Linked DNA regions of Mus musculus: all the other regions are linked to region 3. The links are chromatin loops, found by intact Hi-C in ENCODE. Cell type or tissue: left cerebral cortex. All regions are shown on one strand. Links, peaks and the distances in the headings refer to the core of each region. The heading gives the core; the rest is flanking DNA.

Region 1 (8,387 bases), core at 236-8,235, 930 kb after region 3:
CTAACACTAGAAAAAGTTCAAGGCCAAACCTAACTTGTAAAGCCATTTTCCACTTTACTTCTGATAGACTGTCTTGAATTTCCTTAGAAAGTTCAAGATCAGACTTACCTCGTTCCCCAGCTGAAAAGTTCTGAATTCATACAGTTGAATCCTTCTTAACAGTCTGCTTTACGGGAACCTTTATCACCGTCGTTCCCCAGCTGATGAGTTCTGAATTCGGCAGTTGAATCCTTCTCAACAGTCTGTGTTACGGGAACCTTTATAAACGTGATCCGCAGTTCTGGTTCTGGAATGAAGTATCCCTCCTGCGCCAGTCCGGAGTTTTTTCTCGTCCCGGATTTTCTCGTCCCGGAATTCGGCACCAATTGTTATTAGACGCGTTCTCACGACCGGCCAGGAAGAACACCACAGACCAGAATCTTCTGCGGCAAAGCTTTATTCTTACATCTTCAGGAAAAGAGAGCAAGAAGCAAGAGAGAGAAGCAAGAGAGGGAAAGAACGAAAACCCGTCCCTCTTAAGGAGCATTCTCCTTCGCCTCGGACGTGTCACTCCTTGATTGGCTGCAGCCCATCGGCCGAGTTGACGTCACGGGGAAGGCAGAGCACAAGTAGTCATAAGATACCCTTGGCACATGCGCAGATTATTTGTTTACCACTTAGAACACAGGATGTCAGCGCCATCTTGTAACGGCGAATGTGGGGGCGGCTCCCAACAAGTGAGAATAAAGACTTTGATGTATCAAAGCTACCACAGCTTGGTAGGGAGAATAAAACATTCTCCATAAGCTAAGGAGGGGGTAGGATTTAACACAGCAGGACACAGTAGTTCACAGGACAAAGTTCCAGTAGCCATAGACAATGACGTGTGGCCATGTACTTCATAAGAAATGTGACTGAGGTTGGTCACATAAAAAGAAGCAAAGTCATGCATAAGCCTGGCTAGCATTGCTCCAAGCGATTTACAGATCTGCTTGGCATTCACAGGGCACACTATCTCCCACCTGAGCCCTGCATCACACATAGTGCCTCATGAGGCATGCTGCTTACACTTCTCAATATGGCCTGGCAAGGGGAAAGGGAAACCACTTTCCACAGGGTCACGCAGGGAGTGTTCCTTACATGTGATTCTCCGTTAAGCTGCAACATTGTTCTAAGCTCAATCTCAAATTGCCAATGTGACACTTTGATATTTTCTTGCACAACTTTTGTAAGTCTTCTGTTTAATACCTGAATATTTGTGAGCCTAGATTAATAAATACAGCTAATAATTCAGTGTCTCAGAGTGGATGTTCATGCCAGTTCTGTTACTAGTGGGGATTTATATCCATACCATAGAGTTATTACCCATACCAAGTATACATTTTCATTATTAAAACCCAAAAATATGATCCCAAAGGAAAACACACACACACACACACACACACACAGAGAGAGAGAGAGAGAGAGAGAGAGAGAGAGAGAGAGAGAGCTTAAAGCAGAAAGAGATTATTTGAGATATATATGAGTAGAAAGGAAGTAAGAACAGAGAATAGTACCTTTAAGTCTCCCTCAGACTCTGAGCCTAAAATATATCCAACTACTTTTTAGGTGTAGGATACATATTTCTACAGTTCACTCTCCAAATGGTGTGCTCTGAAAATATTTATGAAGCTTAGAATTTATAAGAAAATACTGGACTCTCTAGGCTTGAAAGAAAATTTACAGCTTCAACCATGGACACCACATCACTTTGGAGAGGACTTAGGAAGCCGTAGATGCATTCCACATCATGTCTTGCCATCTTTCAGGATATGAAGACGCCTGGAAGAACCAGATTCCATTGTGCAAATCACAATTGGAACATGAATTCTAAGTGCTAAGAGGAAGCTGAGCTTGTGCGGGTGCCAAGCTAGTAGTCAAAATTGTAAGATGCTGGGAGAAAAGAAAATCAGACTCACTGAATTGGAGACTGTGGGTAAAGAACTGTGTCCCTTGTAATTCCAAGTACACGAATACTTTGGCAATGTCTATTCCTTATGAGTCATAGTGCCCTCTTGTGGTCAGATGGGAGAATAACCAGTAGTTTCCCAATTTTATATAGCCAAATTTAAATTGCCAGTGACAGAAAATAGGGCAGAATGAAACTCTGAAAGTTTTGAGATTAAGGCAACAGCCATCCAGGCACAATCAACTTTTTCTATGCTATATAGCATACATTGTTTAGATGAAGATAAAAATTCAACTCAGATTAACTATTTACAAATTAATTTAAAGTTTTAGAATAGATATGTTTTAGTCTGAGCATATATCCTAATGCTATATATATATTTTCTGAAAGTTTCAGGGTAATTTTCAAATATTAAAATGGAAGTTGCTGTTTTTTTTTAACATGATTCTTTCACATTACAAACTGTAGAAAGAATACAGTATAGATATCTTGTAAGGTGTCTCCACACTGAATTTCTTAAGAAATAAAAGTTTAAGTAGTGACAGGACTGCAAGTTCATGGAATAGAAAGTTGATAGTGTGAAGGTTTCAGATAAGGGACCTACATCCCCAGTTGGAAACAAGAAAAGGAAAGAAAAAATCAAGGTAGGAAAGGAGCAGGCATAACAAAAACGTCTTGCTCCCTGGCTTATTCTAACCACAGAAGACCAAAAATAGCAGCATGGCTTATAGGGACAAGGGAAGGAAGGAATGTGCCTCAAGGAGCTCAGAGCCTGCGTGAGACAAGCAGGAGCCACAGGAGCACCTGGCTGCCTCTTTGAATACATGCTTACACCAAGAAGACCTGTGGCCTACAAAGATCCCAGAGATGGAATGAGAAACCAGCAGAAATCCTACAGCTTTGTGATCCATTGCTTCATGGAGCCACATAGGGATACTGAGTGCTGCCTCAGTGTCAAATCAGCTGCAGGCAGGGACAACTTAGCAAACATCAATTCAGGACCACCAACTGCTGAGTGAAGCCCGAGCACACAAGAATGGGAATGGCTGTGTTCTAAAATGCACGAAAACTTGGCCCCGGGACCAGGAGTAAACTTTCAAATGTCATGTCAAGAAGAAACCATTTGAAGAACTTGCCCTAATAAATACTGCTAGACATTATCTTATATTTAAAAAAAATTAGAAAATTAGGAAAAGTATAAGGATGATCCTTCTCATACCACTAAGAGAAATAAGTTCATGTGAGACAATGAAGTCGATTACAATGATAAATATGCATGATCAGAGATAAAATATAAAACCAAACACAGAAGTCTGGGTCTTTAAAGTGCCTTTCCCAATAAGCTGGGGTTTTTCAAGCAAAACCCTCTTTGCAGCAAGCAATCCACTTTGGTAACAGCTTGGATGAGAGGATCAATTTTCTGTCCAAAGCAATTTTGTATTTGTCCTAACATCAACACGCACTATTTATCAAAAACAATACTTCTGAACAATTTATGTACTGCATAAGAGCAGCCTTATGCTATGTTTTTTGAAATAGAATTTTTGTTCCCGTTCTAGAATGCCTTGAAATAAATTTGAAAAGAAGCTAACCGACTCAAGAAGTTCCAAAGGATATTTTTAAAAAGCCAATAAGACTTGTTTACCAAAGTTTAGCCAAGTAACAAGGCATGTGTAGCTTTCAAATACTGGCACCCATTTCAGGCCATCAGATACAGCTCACAGCCAAGGTTTGAGTGCAAACAATTCAAGATATGCTGCAGAAAATGATACCAAATGTGATAATAAATGCCTTCTATAAAAACAAGACTTACTCATAAAAGGCATTCTTTGTGGACAGATAACTCACACCGACAGCTTGTGAATTCCAGAATTCTTTAGGCTGTTTTTCTCTGACTTTCTTTCTGGGACAAGTTTATAATGTTAACAGATCATCACCCAAAGAAGGTCAAGGATGCAGTTCAAAACAGAACTAAAGCTTTGTACTGTCCTAAAGAAAAATATTGTATCTGTAGGTGTATAGATAAGGAAAGAAATATCAAATGATGAAGAGAATCATGAGAAACATGCTTCCTAAATTAACTTTGCAAACATATACTTCTACCAAAATTTCTGAACCGCACACATTTTTAAAATTCATCCATTAATCTACTTACAGGGCTGCTTTATGCAGGCCTGCAAGCGTTTCGTTGTCTTTGTCAATTTGTCTGTAGTTCACTCTGGTAGGTGACATTGTTCTTGAGCAATAATCAATTGATGTCTCCGTGCCATCTGGCATTCTGTTGCTAAGCACAGCTGCAATGCTCTGAGACTAAGCGAGAGTGGCAAGAGGCAGGGTTCCTGTTCATCCCATATAACAGTTCTGACTACAGTGTCAATAAGTCCTTCCTCAACCACACCTGTCCCATAAACTGCTTCATCCTGGTAAGTGATGTACTACCAAGGCAACTCACTTAAAAATGAAGAAAATGGTTTATTTCAAGGAATACTTAAAATGTTTCCATCTACACCATGAGCTGAATGAGCTTAGGAGTAAGAACAGGTTTTAGTTTGGTGAATATAAATGTTTCACTAATGCCTTTATTATGTTATTTTTATTAATTTATCTTCAACATAACACTTTGTTGATTCCTTAGGAATTTCACATCATGCACCCCATTATAGGTACTTCCCCATCCTTCCTTGTCTGTAAGTCACCTTTCTGACCTCCCACTGCAAAAAGTAAACATCACATTAAAAAAATAAAAATTAGAATCAAAACAATAAGAACATAAAACAAGTAAGTCTAGTTTGTGTTATCTCTGCACTCACTGTAGCATGACGAAACTCTCTAGAGAAAGGGTCAAACCCTGGAATAGGATTGAGTCCTTCTCCTCCTGTACCTCTGGCAGAAGCCATCAATTGTGGACAGGTACACTTCAGTATCCATGTCACACTTCTAAAGAATTTTCCTGGATGACTGTCTTTTGCATGTTACTTTTTATAGAGTAGGGAGACAGTGGAGGTAGGTGTTGTTACAGAAGCCTGCCTTGTCTCTCTCTCAACTGTGCTTCATCAGTCATCTAGGTCAAAGTAAAATTAGCTTTGTTGTTCTCTATCCAGCTGGAGCATGGACCATAGACTCCCACATGGCCATTGATGATAGCACAGACCATGAGCATGGCCCTCAGATGCATGGCCATGGATGCAGATAAGGCACTTTGAGGCAGCACAGAACTTGGACCACTCAAATCACTACTGTTTCCTGTGGCAGTATGGGCAATGGGAACCAACATGGCCTGAGGCACAGCTCAGACCAGGAACATCTGCGTGGCTTTCAGTGGTAACTTGGACAAGGGCATCAACACAAACCCTTGCTGCAGTAGGACCATGAACATAAACTTGGCCCTCACAATACCTATATCATTGCATTAAAAATTCTTATTGAAGGACTGAAGCACCCACATTGAGCTTGAGCTTCATGTGGTCTGTGAATTGTATCATGGATATTATGAGCTTTTGGGCTAATATCCACTTATCAGTGAGTGCATACCATGTGTGTTTTTTTGTGACTGGGTTACCTCCCTTGGGATGAGTTACCAAACACAGACACACTTGTGCATGACAAGAAATGCTTGCTGACAGGAGCCTGATATAGCTGTCTCCTGAGAGGCTCTGCCACAGCCTGACAAATACAGAGGTGGATGCTCACAGCCAACCATTGAACTGAGCATGGGATCCCCAATGAAGGAGTTAGAGAAAGAACTGAAGGAGCTGAAGGGGTTTGCAACTCCATAGGAAGAACAACAATAGACACCAACTAGACACCCCCCCACCCCGAGTTCCAAGAATTAAACCACCAACCAAAGAGTATACATGGAGGGACCATGGCTCCAGAAGCATATGTAGCAGAGGGTGGCCTTGCTGGACAAAAAGGGAGGAGAGGCCCTTGGTCCTGTGAAGGCTAGATACCCCAGTGTAGGAAAATGTGAGGGTGGGGAGGCAGGAGTGGGTAGGTAGGGTGGGAGAAACCCCCATAGAAACAGGGGGAGGGGGATTGGATAAGTGGTTTTCAGGAGGGAAACTGGGAAAAGGGATAAGATTTGAAATTCAAATAAAGAAAATATCCAATAAAAACTCTTATTGAAAATTTTGCATTCATATTTGCTCACTTTTTCATTGAAATTCAATAAAATATTTTTCATTGAGTCAGATACAGCTATTAATAAAGGCCTACATAATTTACCACTGTATTCTTTATAAGAAGTTTCAGTTATTAATAACTAGGAGTGTCCTAGAGAAACATAGTATGTAGTACACTAAATACCATACTACTAAGCTAAAACAAATCTTATCAAGACAGTTTTCAGAATATTGATTTTAAAACACTATAAATTTTTTTGAATGTGGTGAATTTTACAAAAACCTTGTTCAAACCGAGAAGAATAGCATACTGCAGTCTAATGACTGATACCTGTGTGCCAGTACATTCCATGGACTGTTGGTATTCTATTCCTGACTGGCACAATCAGCATGAGCCACCTTAGAGATGTATCTGATGAGGTCAAGAGTGTCCTCCTGGATTTGTTATCCCAGATGTGAGTGCTTTCTCGAGATGAAAGATTTATGTCTACCCTACAAATTCGCTGTCCTGAGAGAACCCAGTAGGAATACAAGTAGTATTGAGTCCAATGGAGAACAGAACTGACAAAACTCCAAAGTAGATAACCACCTATAGCAGATGAAGAGTTTCAATAGACACACCCAGCTATGAGAAACGCTTTTGAACTCTGCATTTTCTCTTCATAACAACAACAACCTGTCAGAGGAAAGGGAACCCTGCACATTGAACAGTTCGTAGGAAAATGTTCTTCATGTTTTACATATTCATTAATCTTGCAAGAAACTTCCAGATTTCTCTGATATTTATATAACATGTTGAATGACATTTGAACAATGCTGTAAGTGAAAGATAAGCAATAGGATGGCCTTCTAGTCTATAACACAGGTTTGTGGCCAAGAAACCCAAGATACTTCCCATACCTTAATCACAGAATTCAACTGTAAGAACCATGTTCAAGTATCACCTGTAATGCTGACTTTAAGTGCTTTTGTTGAAATGTATGAAAAACAGAAATGAGGCAAATTATTCACTTAGCTAATATTGTATACTTGTTTCACTCTTACATCTATTATATTGCCATATCCATGCAACTTATCTCAATAATTTATGAATATAACTGACCAGAAGTGTCAGTCATGAGTTTCTCTGAAGCACACATGGCCAGTTTCTGACAATAATGCCCAGGCTCCAGATTTGCTTGGTTCCCACCTCTGTGGCAACAGTCTGACATGGAAGTTTCCAAAGCAGGGACCTCAATTGGCTGAATGTTAACATCCTCAGGGCTATCACAAGAGGACAAGAGAGTTAAAGGTGAACTGCCTGATATAGCAGTGTTTTCTGCTTTTTTCCTTCTGATAATTTAGAGTCTGTCTTGTTCTTGTTTGCTTAGATCCTTGATATGCAGTGAGGATTTCCTTTTTAAAATAATTTTATTTTTAATTCGAGAATTTCATACATTCATTTCTTGTCTCTAATTCTTCCCAGATCTGTGTCCACATCCCTGCCCATCAAACACCATGTTCATTCTTGTTCTTTAAAAAAAAAAATCCATTGACTCCAGTTTGTGTTGCTAAATAATCTTGGGTGTGTCAATTGTCCTGGAGAGTTTTCTAATTATCAAGGGTCATATCCTTAAAGAAAACTGAATCATTTTTTCCAAGACAGTATCAATTGTTGCTAGTACCCCAGATGTGGAAAAGTCTTCATGCCCACAATCCCTACTCCATAGCAAGGTTTTTTTTTTTTTTTTTTTTTTGTTTTTTTTTTCTGGCTTGAGCTTGAAGAGTCTGTGTGTATCCTGTCATAATTCCAGTGGGTTCATATGTATATCCTCACTGTTGTATTTAGGAAATAGTTTTCTTGAATTCACCCTCTACCTCTGTCTCTTACAGTGTTTCTACTCTCTCTTTCACCATAATCCTTGAACTTTGGAAGGTAGGCTAGGACACAAACACCCTCTTAGTCCTCTGCAGTCCAAGGTCTCTGTGTTATTTACAATCCACTGCAAATACCTGCTACTCTGATAAGGTTTAAGTGGTGCATTAATCTACCACTGTAATATAAGCCAATAGGAGTTGTTTTAATATGTTCATTTAGTAGAATAACAGTATTAACTTTTATTAAAGGTCTATGATCTATTTAACCATAAGTTATTGGCCCATATAATAGTATCACATGGATTTCATCTCATGGAGTAGGCCTTAAATTCTATCAAGTTATCCGTAGAACATTAATTCTACAATTTCCCAGTAGGCATGCCTTATCAGTAGTTATATTTAACAGACTTTGTGGATTAAAAAGGTTAATGTTTATTTTTCTTCTCTAGAAGCATACAAAACATCATCCAGCACTATGAAAG
Region 2 (8,387 bases), core at 52-8,051, 1.6 Mb after region 3:
CCATCTCCAGGTGCATATATATATATATATATATATATATATATATATATATATATATATATGGTTGTTGTCTCAGCATTGATGGGTATTAGGCATTTCTACATAGCATATGATATGCATTCATTTCTCATTGTTAAAGTATTCCCATGTGTAAATTGCACTTACTCCTTATTTAGTATCATCATCTCAAGTAATATAACCTATATTTATATTAACAAAACTATTACCTAGTTTTCTCATACTTATGACTGTGTCCATACAAAACACAGATATCATTAATACGAAGCAGAAGAAAAGGAAATGCCTCTTGAGAACAGGGGCTGTTATCACAGTCATGAAGTTCAACCTCCCAGAATACCATGGAAGCAGCGAGCTAAAGGTCTCTCCACTGATCACTTTATAACAGAGGAGTTAGACGGAAGAGTAGAGCGTTCATTCTACTCAAAGTCATTGGCGGGCCAATATATTGAAGTGTTCTCATACGTAGGGACGTACATTTTGGGATACAAAGTCTTCCTGCAGTTCTCCACTTGCTTCTCTGCCTTTATCTCATATCAAACTATGGCTTTAGTAGATATATGGGGATGAACTGGTAAATTATCCCCGAATCATCGCAGTTTGTGATTATCCTCACAACATTTTAAAAACTGAGGGTTAAACTAGTAAAAACAAATAAAGTGTAAATGGAATAAAATTCCAAGTCCGTTGTGGCAATTCCAGGAACCTGTTTGGAACCACTTGAATCATGACTTGGTTTTAATAAAACAATAACTCCAAGATATTGAAGTTGGATGTTGGAGGACATATTTCATGTGCGAGCATCAAGAATACAGAGTAATTTAAATCCATTTGTTTCATAACTTGAACAACAACATGAAGTAACCAATACCCCCAGAGCTCGTGTCTCTAGCTGCATATGTAGCAGAAGATGGCCTAGTCGGCCATCACTGGGAAGAGAGGCCCCTTGGTATTGCAAACTTTATATGCCCCAGTACGGGAAAAGCCAGGGCCAAGAAGTGGGAGTGGGTGGGTAGGAGAGCAGGGCAGAGGGAGGGTATAGGGGAATTTTGGGATAAAATTTAAAATGTATATAAAGAAAATGTCTAATAAAAAAATAAATCAATTCTTTGACTCAGTAAAAAAAAAAGAAAGAAAGAAAAGAATACAGAGTAATGAAAGAGTTCTTATGGTATCTCCATTTCAACATTGATGCTTTACTTTTTTCTCTCATTGGTAGAGATAAACTTTTACAAACAATTTCCAACCCATGAGTAAATCCATTCAAAAACAATAAAACTCCTTCGAAAGTATGTCTTGGTATGATGAAGAGAAGCCTATAATTGCCTGAACCTTCCTTCCAGTTCTTACTGCTTGCTATGCAGCACATTAAGCCATTGTAAGGCTACTGAATATTTATGTTTACTGTAGTGGGAGTAAATGAATGAGCAAACTGTGCAGAAGCTTGTGACATTCACTCCACCACCTAGTTCCAGGTCACCACTGGCCTGAAAGAGAAGTACTCAACATCATGTGAATGCCTGCATGAATTGTTTTTCTGGCATTTCACAACTCCCCAAGAGTGTTTCCCACAGATTTTTTGACAGGAAGACTACTTATCAGAAATCTTTACTAGTTTCCCCAGCCCAGGTATCTTACTGTACTCCAATTTTATACACCTCAGGTTTGTCCACTTTGTATTAGCATTTGGTTTTTGTTTGGATTTTACTGTGCACTCCTATTCTTGAACATGCCCAACTTAGCGACTTCACTGGCAACCCTTTGAGGGCAGGGTCTCAAAAGTCTCTAACTTGTCAGAGCATCTTAGGCATTCTTGTGTGTGTTATATCTCTAAGATCAAAGGGTGATGATGTTTGTTGTTTCTTTGTTTTTAATGGCAGAGTGGGAAATTCAGTTGCTACTCCATGGGTAAGCTTCTCAAGGAATTTGTAGGAGGGTAAGTGTGCTCTGACTCAAAGTTAGAGTAACGATAATAAGTAATTCCAGCCTCACTTGTTAACACGTATTTCTGAACCTTTGCGTGTTTCACTTTTCTGGTTTGTTTGTCACGTAAACTCACAGTCATAACTCTCCTGTTAAAACTACCAGGAACATCACATACAACCCTGGATGGAAAGCATCCATATTTATAAGACTATGCACCTTGTGCCAATTTAGTCACCTCATACAATAATTTGCATTCGGACCATAAAAGCAATCTTTTCTCAGAATGTTAAAGCACAGAAAACTAAAGGCAGAGCTGGATGAAACACGGGCAATTTAAAGTACAACAGCAAAACAAGTATATCCTTGTCATTTCCAATTAACTTACAATCAATGTTTGACGGGCTTTCTAAGTTATCTAGGCATAAATAAGGTGAGAAGTCACAAATGTCCAGCCATGTGCAGAGACTGTGCAATGTCATCTTTGCATTTGGAACCCATATGTTAGTTTGCATACAAAACAGAACACATCTCAGAGAACATTACACCATACAAAATGTACATGCATGTATACATTTAGTCCTGGTGTTTTCACAGGTACACAGTGCCCCTTTTGGAGTGCAGCTATGAAAACATTGAGGATTTACAGGTGTGGCTACGTTCACACCTGTACATAGAACTATTTCAATGTTCGATCCATAATAGTGAAACATTCCTTTCTATTGTCTCTTAAAAGTAGTACCTGGACAAAAACTACAGCAAAACAATTTGAGTTTCTTTCTTTTTCTAAAAAGGAAATATTTAGTAAAATATTTTAGCATCATTATTATGTGTAACTTAGGCTATAATTTACGTCTTATTTTCCTCAATAGACACTTTTTTTGTAAAGCTTCCATTGTATCACTCTTTAGAAAAAAAAAAAAAAAAGAAAGAAAGAAAGAAAAGAAAGAAACAATGTGATCCCCGACAAGCTCCCATTATCTTAGTCACAATGAAATGAATATCTACATATAGGCACAATTCAGGACACAGAACAGTTGACACACAAAGGATCATCAGACCAGTTCATACCCAGAAGAGTTCCAGTGAGTAGTTTCTGTTGCACATATCAGCTCCTCTGCCCATGATCAGCGCTGCTTTGAAATACCTCAAAGCAATCTACACTCCGAACGCCGCATGCTTAAGTTCTTTATATTTTCAGAAATGGAAAGGCTTGTACGCTGAGTGATGACTTGCTGCGGTGGTCCGCCACAGACTTCCGAAACCCACCTCTGAGCTGAACCGGCTTAAGCCCAAATGCTCTGAGCTTCATTCTCAGCGGCGGGCAACTGGCCACTCTCTGGGCTGAGAATGCACTCTAGCTCGCCATCTGGAGGCTGCTCCACGAAACTACAGCGAATTTTTAACAGCTATGGGTGGAACAAGAAATGTCAGCAAATTCTTTGTTAAATAGGCAGCATACTGCTTTATTTACACACTTCGCTGATAAGAAACAGAAAAAAAAAGCAGAAAGACATAAAAGGAGGATAAAAGAGATGGAGGGAAGGAGAGAGGAAGAGGCGGAGAGAGGGTGAGAGAGAGGGAGGGAGCAAGGGACTGGGGAAGGAAGAGGGAAAAAGGAAGAGAGAGGGAGCTAGAAAAAGAAAGAAGGGAGGGGGAGAGAGGATGAAAAGGATGAGCGAGAGGATGGAGAGAGAGGAGAGAAAGAGGAGAGAGACAGGAGAGAGAGGAGAGAGAGAGAAGAAGAGATCGTCAGAAACGTTCATAGAGGGTATCATTCAGATCCCTGTGAATTTCTATAAAATTTATTGCTTTCATGTTTTACAATAAAATAAAAATACAATTATTTCATACATGCATAAATTCCACAAGAGTTCAATTTAATTTTCCACTTCTTGGCGATCCATCTCAAAGTAAAATAATCATCACACAGGCTGCTACCAGAAATTTCCACATCTTTGATACTTAACTCAAAGACAGCTTTGCAAAACAGAAATCTGGTGCCTTCACAGAGAACAGAAGCAGGTTAAAATGGGCTGTTACTTTAAAACAGTCACAGACCTTACCAGTAGAAATGTAACATAGTAACCAGATGAGTATGGTAACAAGATAGAAGCGGTTTCCCCTAGTTCCTGTGACCAGGGGTAATAAGATTTCCAAATTCCAACAGTGGTGTCTTCAATTATCTCCAGTGTCCCTTTAAAGGCTCTTCCAGTAAAGAATATCAAGTTTTAAGCACTGTTATGTAAATCAAATATTTAGAAGTTTTTCCACTGTAATGTCTAGTAGAAATCTGATTACTGCATATTTCTCTATTGCCTGCAGAGTGGATCAGTCATTCTTTGAGGATCCTATCAGGTAGATTCCACCATAGATCAAAATTTAGGAGTACTTTTTTTCCTTTACATTTTTGCATTGAAGCTACTTAACAAGAAATTTGTCTATAGAGATAGTGTATTTTTCTTGAAAATTATGAATCATCGTTAACTTCTGTACTCCGCAAGGCTCTTTTGGGAAATAGAAATTCTTAATTACCACAATTTAAGGCAGGAATTAAAAATGTACATCAGAATAAAGGTAGAAATTGCTTAATTGGTCTTTCAACTGAGTTGTTTATTTCATATTATGATTGAATGTTTTTTCCTAACATATTTAATTAAAATACTTTTTAATTTTATATGAGTATGTTTAAAACCATAACTTTTGGTGAGCTTGCGATGGCTTTAGAAAATACTTGTTGTGGTAAGATCTAAACATCTGTTGTCTGCTCTCTATACCCTTCACACATAAACTATTAAGAATGAGAATTTCTTAGCTAATTATATCCTAAATTACATGACTTCTATGCTGTACAGTCTAGTGATGTGTGGAAACTCTTAGACAGCCGAGATAATCAGAGTTTCAGCATAACACTGTAAGCAGAACCTTTTGGAAATTTGTAACTAGCAAAGAAACAGTAGACAAACAAATATATTTAATATTTATCAAAATATCTTATCTAAACATTTAATAGAAGCATGTAGATAAATTTAGAGAAAACATTTTCTTTAATGTTTGATGCTTCTATGGTCAGTGTTTATGCAAACATTTCTGCAAATTTGATGAGTAATTCTGTTAAAATAATAACTTATATATTCTTTGTGTAAAGAGAACCTTAAAAAGATACGTTTACTTCTGAATCACATAGCCAAAGACATTTAGTCTGTCTTTGTCTGCAACAGAACCTGGAAAGACAGAGTGTGAGGTGTTGTTTCTTTCAGAAGAGGTGGCTGTGGGCTAAAAAGAAGTTCTGCTATACAAGCAGCAGGAGGTATGGGTCCCTCCATGCATACTCTTTTGTCGGAGGTTTAGTCCATGGGAGCTGGGGGGGGGGGGGGGCTCTGGTTGGTTGATATTGTTGTTCTTTATGGGGTTGCAAATGCCTTCAGCTCCTTCAGTCTTTCACCTATCTCCTCCTGGACTTGTCAGGCATCAATGGGAGGGGAGGCCCTTGGAGCTGTGAAGGATCATTCCCCAGTATAGGGCAGGTAAGGCTGGAGTGGGTGGGTGGGGAAGCATCCTCATAGAAGCAGGGGGGCAGTAAAGGGTAGGGGACTTGTGAAGGGGAAACTGAAAAAGGGGATAACATTTGAAATGCAAATAAATAAAATAACCAATAAAAATAAAAAGCAAAAGGAGTTCTTATGGATACCTCTGGTCCTTCAAGAAGAGAAGAAAGCTTTTACTATACTCAGATCAGGGAACATAAAGTGAGAAAATATAAATCTCTAAATTGATATTTAGACAAGACAAAGTTATTTCTTTTCTTCTTTTAAAATATTTTGATATTTCGATCAACTCTACTCCCATTCTTTCTCCTTCAATTCTTCTCCTACAATCCCAACTATTTTTCCCTCCCAAACTTATGCCTGCCCTTTCTGAGTTTGGGTAAGTACATGGGTATTCTTTCAAAGACTGAATCCTGGAAAAAAATGCAACAAAGCAGACATTAACTATAAATAGCCCATTATTTAGGGGTGGGACTCCATAATTTACAATGTCAATTTTAAAGAAAGTATAAGGGCCAAAGGGACATATAATGAGGCCAAAAGAACTGATTACTAAATGTCCATCTTTATTAACAAACTAGGATAAGGGTCTGCATTAGATTTATGGTGTCATATAACAAACTACCAAAAGAAAATCTTACTGTGTTAGGCGAAATATATTTATCATATCTCAATTTCCCTATACCAGATAGTGTCCCGATTTACCTCAGATGTTCTCTGTTCTCAGAGTCCTACAAGGTCTAGTCTGGGTGTCAGATATACTGTGCTCTTACCTAGAGGGTTGACTAAGGAATAGTTGATTTGGAGGTTCCAAAAAACTGTCACAAAATTCATTTCCTTGGGGCTTTAGAACTCTTGCTGGCTTGTTTCTTCAAGGCCACCAAGAAAACATATTCCCTTGAGGAAGAAGACAAATACAATCTGCGAATATATGCCCCATTAAACCAGATCTGAAAGGGAAAAAAAAGCAATCCAAAATAAAACTTTCAGGGTCTTTAATTATATGTACAAAAACCTTTCACACTGGTTATATTTTATTGAGTAGAAAAGGGTAGATTCTGCAGAAAAGATGAAGATAATCCTGTGAGGAGTCAGTCAAGAATGTGTTAAAAACAGTATCTACACAAAGACTCACATGGTTCCTTGCTATTATTTAAGAGCTAAGTAGAACAGTCTGGGGAAAGTTGGAGTGTAGTCTTAACTACATGCTACACGTTAATAATATTTTCTTTCCGTAAGACTATTTAAAATACTTGTTAAATTGTTGTCTTTTTAACAGCTCTGCATAAGTATTGGTTCACAACACTTTGTCTGTGTTTTAGTAAAATAGCCAAAAGTTACTAGAATTAACATTTCATTAAATATGTAATAGAAAATGCTTACACAAGGGAAGTTCATTTCAACCTATTATATTGCTGAACATTGGATTAAAGATGGGGATGTATCTATTAAAGGGATATTATAGATGCATACTATATCAGTGAGGAAACTGAGTGTAACAAGAGCCCAGAGAAGTTATTTGGTCAGAAAAGGGAAAAGATGCAGAAGGTACAGGCATTAAATTGAAACTGTGCAGAACACTGGTACAGAGATAGCCCAAATGATGGTATACACTAGATGCATTCATGTCTCTGCACAAATCCTCTCATGGCTAATGTAATGTGCTCTCAGGTGGCTCTGCTTAATTCAACCAGGAATATACACCTGGCCACAAACGTTATACTCCCCCTCGCTGGCCAGGAATCTATGATGTGCTTGACCTTAATGAAAAAAAAAATGTCCAATTAGAGTTTTATGTGGAAGAAAAGTCAGATGGTTTCCAGTTTTGTAGCTAAAAGGTCATGCAGTAACTCTGAACTCTGTGCTTGCCCATGCAAAGGAAATTGATTTGAGGGAAGAAAATAATGCAAACTCAGAATGCCATTAAGGACAGCACTCCTGCCTTTGGTCCTTCAGTACATTCTCAAAAACGTCTTGTTACGGATTGTGCACAGTTCTACGAGTCAGGAGCACCACAATGAGCTCCAGTCCCTGTTCTCTGGAAAGCCATGCTTGTCAGGAGAGATCAGCAGAGACGAAGATATACCAGCAGGTGTTTAGCATATCCCTAGCATGGAAACTACAGCAATTAAAAGAAAGGCAATTCTGCAGTTCAAGATTAACTACAAGGAATCACTCTTCACGTGTTTTTCCTATGGTTGCAGGAATCTAGTCCAGCCTGATGACTAATTAGTACTGAGTAGGTGTGCTGAGTTCATCCTACAATGATCTACAATGCTCCAAAGTGAACTAAATGTTTTCTACAAATTGACGGTGACGATAGGAGACAATCATTAATCTGTATTCTTGTGTACTTTCATGAAAGAGACAAAAGATACTACAATTTCAACATATTAGTTTTAATGAATGCTAACCTTATGAAGTTAATTTCGAGTGATTATATTGTTGGAAGCAGCTATTTTTCAACATCATTTCCTTAAGAACATGGAACCCAAAAAGAAAAGTCTATATCTAAGAGAATCTTCCTTGGTGTTTCACAAATTTCTAATTCAAGATTATTATTTTATATGAATAAAAGTGTATTAGAGATAGATTTGAGATATGGAATTCACTCCTATTACCTACTTATAGGGGGTTAATTTGTTTCACACTAACTCCATTTTGTTGCTCTGACTGGATCTCTCTATGTAGCCTTGTGGGTCATGAACTTCAGTTCTTTCTGCTTCCACTTCCTGAATGCTGTGATTTCAGGCGTGTAGCATCACACTTGTTAGGACACCAAGAGATAAGACAATGGAAGCACATATTTTATAGAAGCCAATATAATTTACATTTTTTAATTCTCCCAACACACACACACACAGAGAGAGAGAGAGAGAGAGAGAGAGAGAGAGAGAG
Region 3 (8,387 bases), core at 325-8,324:
TCCTAGGGCAATAATCCATTTTATGTATTTATTTACTTACCTACTTATTCATTTATTTATTTAAACGCATCATTTATTTTGTGTATATGAGTGTTTGCCTCCATACATGTATGCACAACATTTGTGTTCTTGTGTTTGAAAAGGCTACGAAAGTGGCATCAGATTTGTTGGAACTATAGTCAAATATAGTTTATCAAAAATATATCATTTAAGACTTTCAAAAGAAGAATAATTTGAGAGAACTATATTTTCATAGAAAATGAAAAATCATCACATCTAAACATATATAATATGGTATCTTGCCTTCACTTTCTTCTTTGCCATGCCCACGATCAAACCCATGACTTTGCACATGACTCCCACATGCTTAACCACTGGACTGCAATTGTAGCCCAGTTTCTCCATATGAGAGTGTCTGAAATACATGGGTCTCTGGAGTTCATACTATCATGCTAGATTTTCTAATGAAATGCACTGAAAGAATGTTTAAATATCTGTTACTTTATTTGGTTCTAGTCACAATTCTGCCAAATAGTACTAATGCTTATAAAAGAAAATAACAGTCTCAGTAATTTTTTTCCATGTAATTTTTTTCATTGTGAATTAAGTAGAGAAAAGTGAACCCAAGCTCTATTTTTGAGTCCTTATATCAATTTTTACCATTTTCTCATGCTGTCAACTAGTGGGTTTATTTACACCATTTTACTGAATGCATGCCAGAGTTTTAAGCCAGAGTTACATTTTTTAATAAACCCCTATTTGTGTTTGACTGCTCACAAGTGGTCTCATTTATTCCTATATCCAAACAGTACACAGTAAACTCAGTTTCAAGGAGTAGAAGCCAAGCATTTTTATGATTTTTTTTCTTATTAAGCAGGAAAGGTATGCTGAAGAGTTAACAATTGGTCACAGCCTGTGGGTACTTAACAGGCAGTTAAAACTATCAGATATTTACTTTGGAAGTCTCTGCATATTGATAATGACTACCATAGGCATTTATTTTTCACAGTTGTAAATAGAGTTTAGCTGATAATGATGGCTAATAGGAATATTCTCCAATAAAGAAGATAGAACACAGTCATTATTCTTTACTATAGCTGTTGTTGTTATCAAATCTATTTGGTAGCATGGAAAGTCCGTTTGTATCGTCTTAACTACTCCTGTATTATGAATTTCTTCCCTTAACGAGAATGAGAAGCTTTAAAGACCACACTGAGAAGGCATCTATCATCAGTGCCAACTTAAGTTAATAAACAGTTCTGCGTTTTGCAGCACATTAAAACTGAATTACTTAGAACTACAGGTTTTAAAGCAGAGACTGAAAATCCTACTTGCTAAAACTGGGGAAAAATTCATCCTAGATCATGATTGGCTTCATTAAATCACTTTTATGTCTTTTTAAACCTAGATATTCTTTGTTTATTTTGTTAAGCAAAGTACCAGGGAGTTTGTGTATCTTTACTTGAAGAAAATGAGAGTTTTATGGCATTGGAAATGTTATATTAAAGGCTTTATCTGAATAGTAAAATAGCTTCCTATTCTTTTGGTCCTTACAGAAATGGTAACTTGGTTGGCAGCATTGGCCAAGGTTGAAGCTGTATCAAAGTTATTTCCTGAGGCTAAAGGAAGATTCATAAATTGTGGTGGCTAAAATAAAACTATTCCCCATAGACTCAGCCGTTTGTAACTCAGCTGGTAGCATTATTGAGTAAGTTGACAAAGTGTGGCTTTCATAGAGGAAGTAGTTAACTCGAGGCAGACTTTAATGTCTTAAGGTCATTTGCCAGTTCACTTCCTTTACTTTTTGTTATTTTACATTTTTTTTAAAATTTCATTTAGCATTTTTTTCCTTTTCTTTATTGGATACCTTATTTATTCACATTTCAAATGTTATCCCACCTACTGGTTCCTCACCCCTCCCTCCCTGAAAACCTGCTATGCCTTCTCCCATTCCCCTGTTTCTATGAGGGTGTTCCCTCCCCCCACCCAATTCTGATTCCCCACCCTTGTTGTCCCCTACATGGACCTCTCCTCCAATTGATGCCCAACAAGGCCATCCTCTGCTACATATGCAGCTGAAGCCATGTATCCCTCCATGTGTACTCCTTGGTTGGTGGTTTAGTCCCTGGGAGCTTTGAAGAGTCTGGTTGTTTGATATTGTTGCAAACACCTTCAGCTCCTTCAATCCTTTCTCTAACTCCTCCATTGGGGACCCCATTCTCAATCCAATGGTTGGTTGGCTCTGAGCATTCACCTCTGTATTTGTCAGGCTTTGGCAGAACCTCTCAGGAGACAGCTATATCTGACTCCTGTCAGCATGCACTTCTTCTGATTCAACAGGAGAGTCCTCAGCTTCCTGCTCTTGCCACCATTGCTTTTATCTTGTGCCATTGATTATAAGCTTTTTGGAACAATAAACCTATTTTTCTATAAGGCACTTTTTCAAAATATTTTACATAGTGATAGAAAAGTAGCTAAGAAACCAAGATAAATTCAGACTCAAAAATGTGGCAAAGAAGATGAAAACAGCATATGGAAGACTTGAAATAGTTCGTCTTCAATGGTTTTTAGAATCAGTGGATAGTAAAATTATAATAATGGATATTAAGAGACATCTGAAAGATACAGAGTGGGAAGCCTTAGATTTATGAGTGAATTTGGAAATAATACACATAAATCTCATGCTATCACTACTGATTTAGTGCAAAGATTGGAGTATATAATTCTGTCATATATTATCCACAGTAATGGAATTCCAATACAGAAGAAACCATTTATTTTGAGGATAATAACTAGAAAATTAGCATATTTTATTTTACTATAATCTAAAATGTCAAAGATTACTAAAAATGCTTATATTTCATAAAATTATGCTTTGAAAGATAAATATATTTATCAAAGTCTTGACAATATCATCACTATGCTAGAGAAATTAAGCCACAATAAGATATTGCTTCTCCTAGGGTGGCTTTAATACTAATAAGGAAAATGCTAAACATTGGCATGATGTAGATAAATTATAAGACCAACAGAATGCTAGTGGGAATAAAACATTGGTGATCCATGAACCATACAGAAAGATTGTGGATGTTTTCTTACAATGTTAAAGCAAAGGTTATCTTTTGATAATTCCACCCCACTACTAAGTATATGTTCAAAAGAATTGAAAACTATTATTCAAAGAAATATATGTCCACAAAGTGTTTACAGTAGTTAAACACTGCAGCTATCTATATATATACACATAGAAATATATACACATTAATATTACATCATACATATGCTAATATTCTATTATATATGTTAATTACTCCAGTGTACAGGCCTAAATTGGTGTTCTATTACATGTTGTTTAACTAAAGTTGTATGTCTTCATTCCCAGAAAATATTCACAAATTTCTGGTTGATAACAATATATTTTAATGTTCAAAACAAATTTATTAGCTAATACTTGAATTTATGCTAAGAAAATTACCTGTGTGCCCCAGATAGACAGAAGAAGAGTTGTCATCAAAAATATCATCATATATAAATACTTTAGAAACACATGATTTCACAGAGAAAAAAGTGACTAGTAATAGGTTGAAATCTAATTTTATGTTGAAATAAATATTTGTCTCTGGGAGTAAGACTTTACTATTGAGAAAATAATGTGCTAATATGAAATGTACTTGGGAGATAACTGTAATTATTGATAAAGGAACAAAATATACAGAAAGGGTTTACAGTTTAGGTTAAGAAGTTTACTTAATAATATAGAGTGATAACCATCATAATGCCTTAAAGTATTCATGAAGTTTGAAAATCGAAGAAAACTGAAGCGTTTGATACAGAAGATTAAGGTACATAAATATCACCGCCTTTTAGGAAAATGTAGCATAAATCTAAAGCAAGAGAATTCACATACAATCTTTAACAAATAATCTTAATAACTAATCATAAAAGTAGTAAATTTTAGAAAATTATGTTGTAAATTGAATTAATGTTAGTGAAGGACAGAAAGGCAAATGCTTGCAGAAGTCTTCCTTATAGAATTTTAGCAAATTGACATTTAGAATGTATCTATAGACAGCAGTAATTCTATGCCCACTAGATGGAGTATGATACAACCATTTTAGAGAATCTAGATATGCTCAGAAATGGCACTGACCCTAAAAAAAACAGGTTGAGTGTATTATATAAATTAGCCTAAGATTGTACATATATTTTTCATGAAATGTTTCAAAATTCTAATGTTGAAATTATGTCTTGTTTCTTGCCCTGAATTTTTCTAAGAAAAAAATTAATTTTTACTAAAATATTATTGTACCTCAAAAATATGAGTAAAAATCATTTACTTTTTCAGAGAAAAATACTGTTTATAAATAAATATGTCCAAAATAATAATTAGGTGAGGAATGGCAAGGCTAATTATAAAGACATTATTATGTTTATATTATTTTAATTATCCAAGAGATGGAAGCAGAAAAACCTGATGTTCAAGGCTTACATGGGCTACATGAACCCTGTTTCAAAACAACATGCATAGCAAAATGACTGAAATGTTTTTGCAATTCTTAGGCAAATGAATGGAACTAGAAAATATCACCCTGAGTGAGGCCACCCAATCACAAAAGAACACACATGGTATGCACTCACTGATAAGTGGATATTAGCCCAGAAGCTCAGAATACCCAAGATACTATTCACAGACCACATGACGCTTATGAAGAAGGCCAAAGTGTAGATCCTTCAGGCCTTCCTAGAAGGGGTAAAAAAATACTCACAGGAGCAAATACAGAGACAAAATGTGGAAGAGACATTGAAGGAAAGGCCATCTAGAGACTGCTCCACCTAGGGATCCATCCCCTATGAGTCACCAAACCCAGACACTATTGTGGGTGCCAAAAAGTTCATGCTGACAGGAGACTGATAGCTGTCTCCAGAGAGGCTCTACTGAGCCTGACATGTACAGAGGTGAATGCTCACAGCCAACCATTGAACTGATCACAGGTCCCCATGGAGGAGTTAGAGAAAGGACTGAAGGAGCTGAAGGGGTTTGCAACCCCATAGGAAGAACAACAATATCAACCAATCAGAGCTCCAAGGTTGTAAACCACCAACAAAGGAATATACATGGAGGGACTCATGGCTCCAGCCGTATATGCAGCAGAGAATGGCCTCATTGGGCATCAGTGGGAGAAGAGTCCCTTGGTCCCATGAAGGCTGAATGCCCCAGTGTAGAGGAATGTGAAGGCAGGGAGGAGGGAGTGGGTGATTGGGTGGAGGTGCACCCTCATAGAAGCAAGAGGAGGCGGGACAAGATAGAGGGTTTCTGGGGGGGAAATTGGGAAAATGTTTATACTTGAAATGTAAACAAATAAAATATCCAATAAAAAATTTTTAAAAATGAAAGAAAGAAAATAGATACAAATAAGCATGCTTGTTGTAGGGAGAATACCACAGCAGTCAGAGGAAATTATTTCTGTTGCATAAAATTCTTCAAAAGAAATCTGCCTGACAGCCTGAATTTAAAGGCTGGAAGTGGATATCTTGATATGCCATGTGTAAGTTCTTTGCAGAGAAAGGGCCCAAAAATATAAGACCCACTGGGAGTCGAGATACTAACAACTCATCAGGCATGAGTTAGAACCTAGTCCATAGCTGTAGGTATGAGGCAGTGAGATAAGCAATGAGTTCCAATTATGTGGTCAGAAATGAAAAGAATCACCAATTTGAATGAACCTCAAAACCTCTTGAACAGTGTGCTAGCTAGTGTTTTGGCTTGTTTTCCTTGCTAGTTGTGTACAGTCTCTGAAAGTCCCTGCTAAATCCATTGAAAGTTACAATTAAGTTCTGTGAGCTTCAAGATTTGTAAATTATTATTTTCGTTTCCTCTGTGATTTTAGATACTTTTTAATTAAAACATAATTATCTACTTGCCATTTTCCATTTCCTTCCTCCAACCACTTTCTGCTTTCTCCTTCTCCAACGTTTTCTAAGTTCCCCACTTTACTCTCAAATTAACAGCTTCTTCCTCATGTACTACTAATACATACATATCTACAAATATTTCATAACAACCTGCTTGCTCTTTTTGCTGTTGTTTTGTATATATCATTTTAGAGATGACTACATAGTATGAGGAAACAATTAGGAGTCTAATCCCTAGGAATAGCTACATCTTCTTTTCTCAATAATCACCAGTCACTTATTCTTCTGTGTCTACAACTGGGGCCTTGTGAAATTATCTCACAGCCACATTAACATATCTATTGATATTGTCATTATTCAGGTCTACTCTGTGCACTCATTTGTGTGAGAGACAGCTTTACAGTAGACTTATTTGTATTCTGCTTCTAATGATCTTTCTGTGATGTTACTTAAGCCATCGAGGCAGGAGCTGTGATGTAAATATATTCTCTGAGATCTGTTGATTGGTACATTACGCCATTCATAGTTTTTATCCGGAGTTCTAAAGAGAAGCCTTTTTGATGAGGGGTGATTGTCATATTTATCAGTATATACAAGAATAAGATTTACATATATTAAGGAATTATGGTGGTCTAGCAAAATTGCAATAGTCCATAATTTTTCTAAGGTCATTACCGCACAAGCCTTTGGAAACTGGGTAGATTTTCAATATCAGGCGTGATTTGCCTCTTTTTGCGTGGACCGCAACCACATTAGATCTTTGTTGGATTCCACCATTATATTAATTCAACACACATAGTTTGTAGGTTCATCATTTTACGTCTGCATATTCCTTACCCAGTGTGGTGATTTGAATGAAAAGAACTCCCATTACCTTACATATTTGAATGTTTGGTCTTCAGTTAGTGGAACCATTTGGGAAGGATTAGCAAGTATGCCCTTGTAGGTGGGTTTTGAAGTTTCAAAACCTGTTTCATTTCTAATAAGCTCTCTTTTTACATATCATAATTTAGAATAAATATGTAAAGTCTCTCCTACTGATCCAGAGTCAAATCCACCTGTTGATTATAAACCACCATGGTGGTTATATACTCCAACATTCTGAAGCCTTAGAACCCATAAACTCCTTGTTCATGGTATCTCTTCATAGCAACAGAAAAGTAACTAGGATATATGATCTCAGAAGAAAACTTTAAATGTGATTTGTGCAATTTTTCATGTGGTCAGTGCATGCACAGAGGAAAAAAGATTCTCAGCTTGGTAAAATGTTGTTACATGATTTCCAGATATGATTGCTAATGATGAAACAGAGGGGGAAAGTTAGAGTATACAAATTATTACTTTTGTGCCACTTAAAGGAAGTGTCCAAGGAGAGAACCAGCTGAAAGGCAATTTAATGTCCGAGTCCTTAAGACTTGGTAGAATTCTATATTCCTTCAAGAACGTGTTGTTTCCAAAAATATCTATTCACTGGAGCATCTATTTGTAATACTTACAGCAACGAGAGGGCTTTTGAAAGGTTCTGACACCTAGAGAAGTATATTTTTCTATAAACAGTCATGGATATTCTGCTAGGTCCTAAGTGTCAATATTAATCATAATATGTAAGTTTCCACTATATGTTACTGAGTTAAGTCTTAGTGCTTTGACTGTAAGGCACAAACATATTTTGTTTGCTGTTTCTAACAAAAGTATTATCAGACTGCTTATTAGAAATGTGGAATATTGAATTATCATACATTGTAAAATTTTGCATCTTATAAATATTTCCAGATTTTTCAGATATTCATTAATTACTGGTAACTGCCTTAACTGTGGGTCAAGAAATAATAAGGTGCCTGCCACATGTCTCAGCAGGAGAGTCACAAAAATCATTAAAGAGAATTATTGTTTGTGTGTGTGTGTGTGTGTGTGTGTGTGTGTGTAGGTGTGTTGTGTGGTATGGGTAGGTGAATATATGGTATGTGTGTACGTTTGAGCATGCGGATACCTATAGTTAACATTACGAATCGCTCTCTGTGCTTCCTACTCATTTTAATTCGCAGTCTTTCAATTGATCTCAGAGTGTGTTGAAATGGCACATCACACTATGACACTTATTAGCAAACAAAACAAAAATATGTTAAAATTAGATAGAAATTCAAACAATTTTCAAATTGGCCATTAAAATAATTCTGCCACTTTTTGCCACATTGGTGGATATGAAGTTACAATCTCAGCATTGATGACTTGATTGCTATATATATATATATAAAAACACATATAATAAAATCACTGAAGAGTCTTTGGATTCTGAACTGTAAAGTATTGAGCAAAGATACAATTTTATATATAAGTGAGTCAATCTTACTGTTTGTTAATTTTCTTTCATTTCATCAGTGTTAAATCATATATGTATACTACAGAATTGTTTTGAAATAAAGTTCTTTATGGTTTATTATCATGAAATATCTGTTTTGAGTACTAATTTTATA

The links. Peaks named below come from ENCODE experiments on the same cell type or tissue, not always from the same donor. Only the 100,000 strongest peaks of a DNase experiment are listed, where the experiment ranks them.
Region 1: a loop joins it to region 3, with 2.3 times the contacts of the local background. A loop is called at or near these places in 2 of 42 quality-filtered maps.
Region 2: a loop joins it to region 3, with 10 times the contacts of the local background. A loop is called at or near these places in 2 of 42 quality-filtered maps.

Annotation. Positions count from the first base shown.
Region 1 is chr3:73,725,512-73,733,898 of GRCm38, reverse strand. No RefSeq gene overlaps it. Among named protein-coding and RNA genes, the nearest start is that of Bche, 21 kb to the right of the region's middle. In left cerebral cortex, for the core only: a CTCF peak has its summit at 2,039 (motif pointing left); DNase peaks (open chromatin) are centred at 2,018 and 3,615.
Region 2 is chr3:73,061,208-73,069,594 of GRCm38, reverse strand. It overlaps Gm20754 (predicted gene, 20754), which reads right to left and starts at 3,244. Exons shown (of 5, transcript NR_040557.1): 1 at 3,013-3,244. In left cerebral cortex, for the core only: a CTCF peak has its summit at 3,320 (motif pointing left); a DNase peak (open chromatin) is centred at 3,281; H3K4me3 peaks cover 1,708 bases; H3K27ac peaks cover 864 bases.
Region 3 is chr3:74,653,080-74,661,466 of GRCm38, reverse strand. No RefSeq gene overlaps it. Among named protein-coding and RNA genes, the nearest start is that of Gm6098, 330 kb to the right of the region's middle. In left cerebral cortex, for the core only: a CTCF peak has its summit at 4,088; a DNase peak (open chromatin) is centred at 4,093.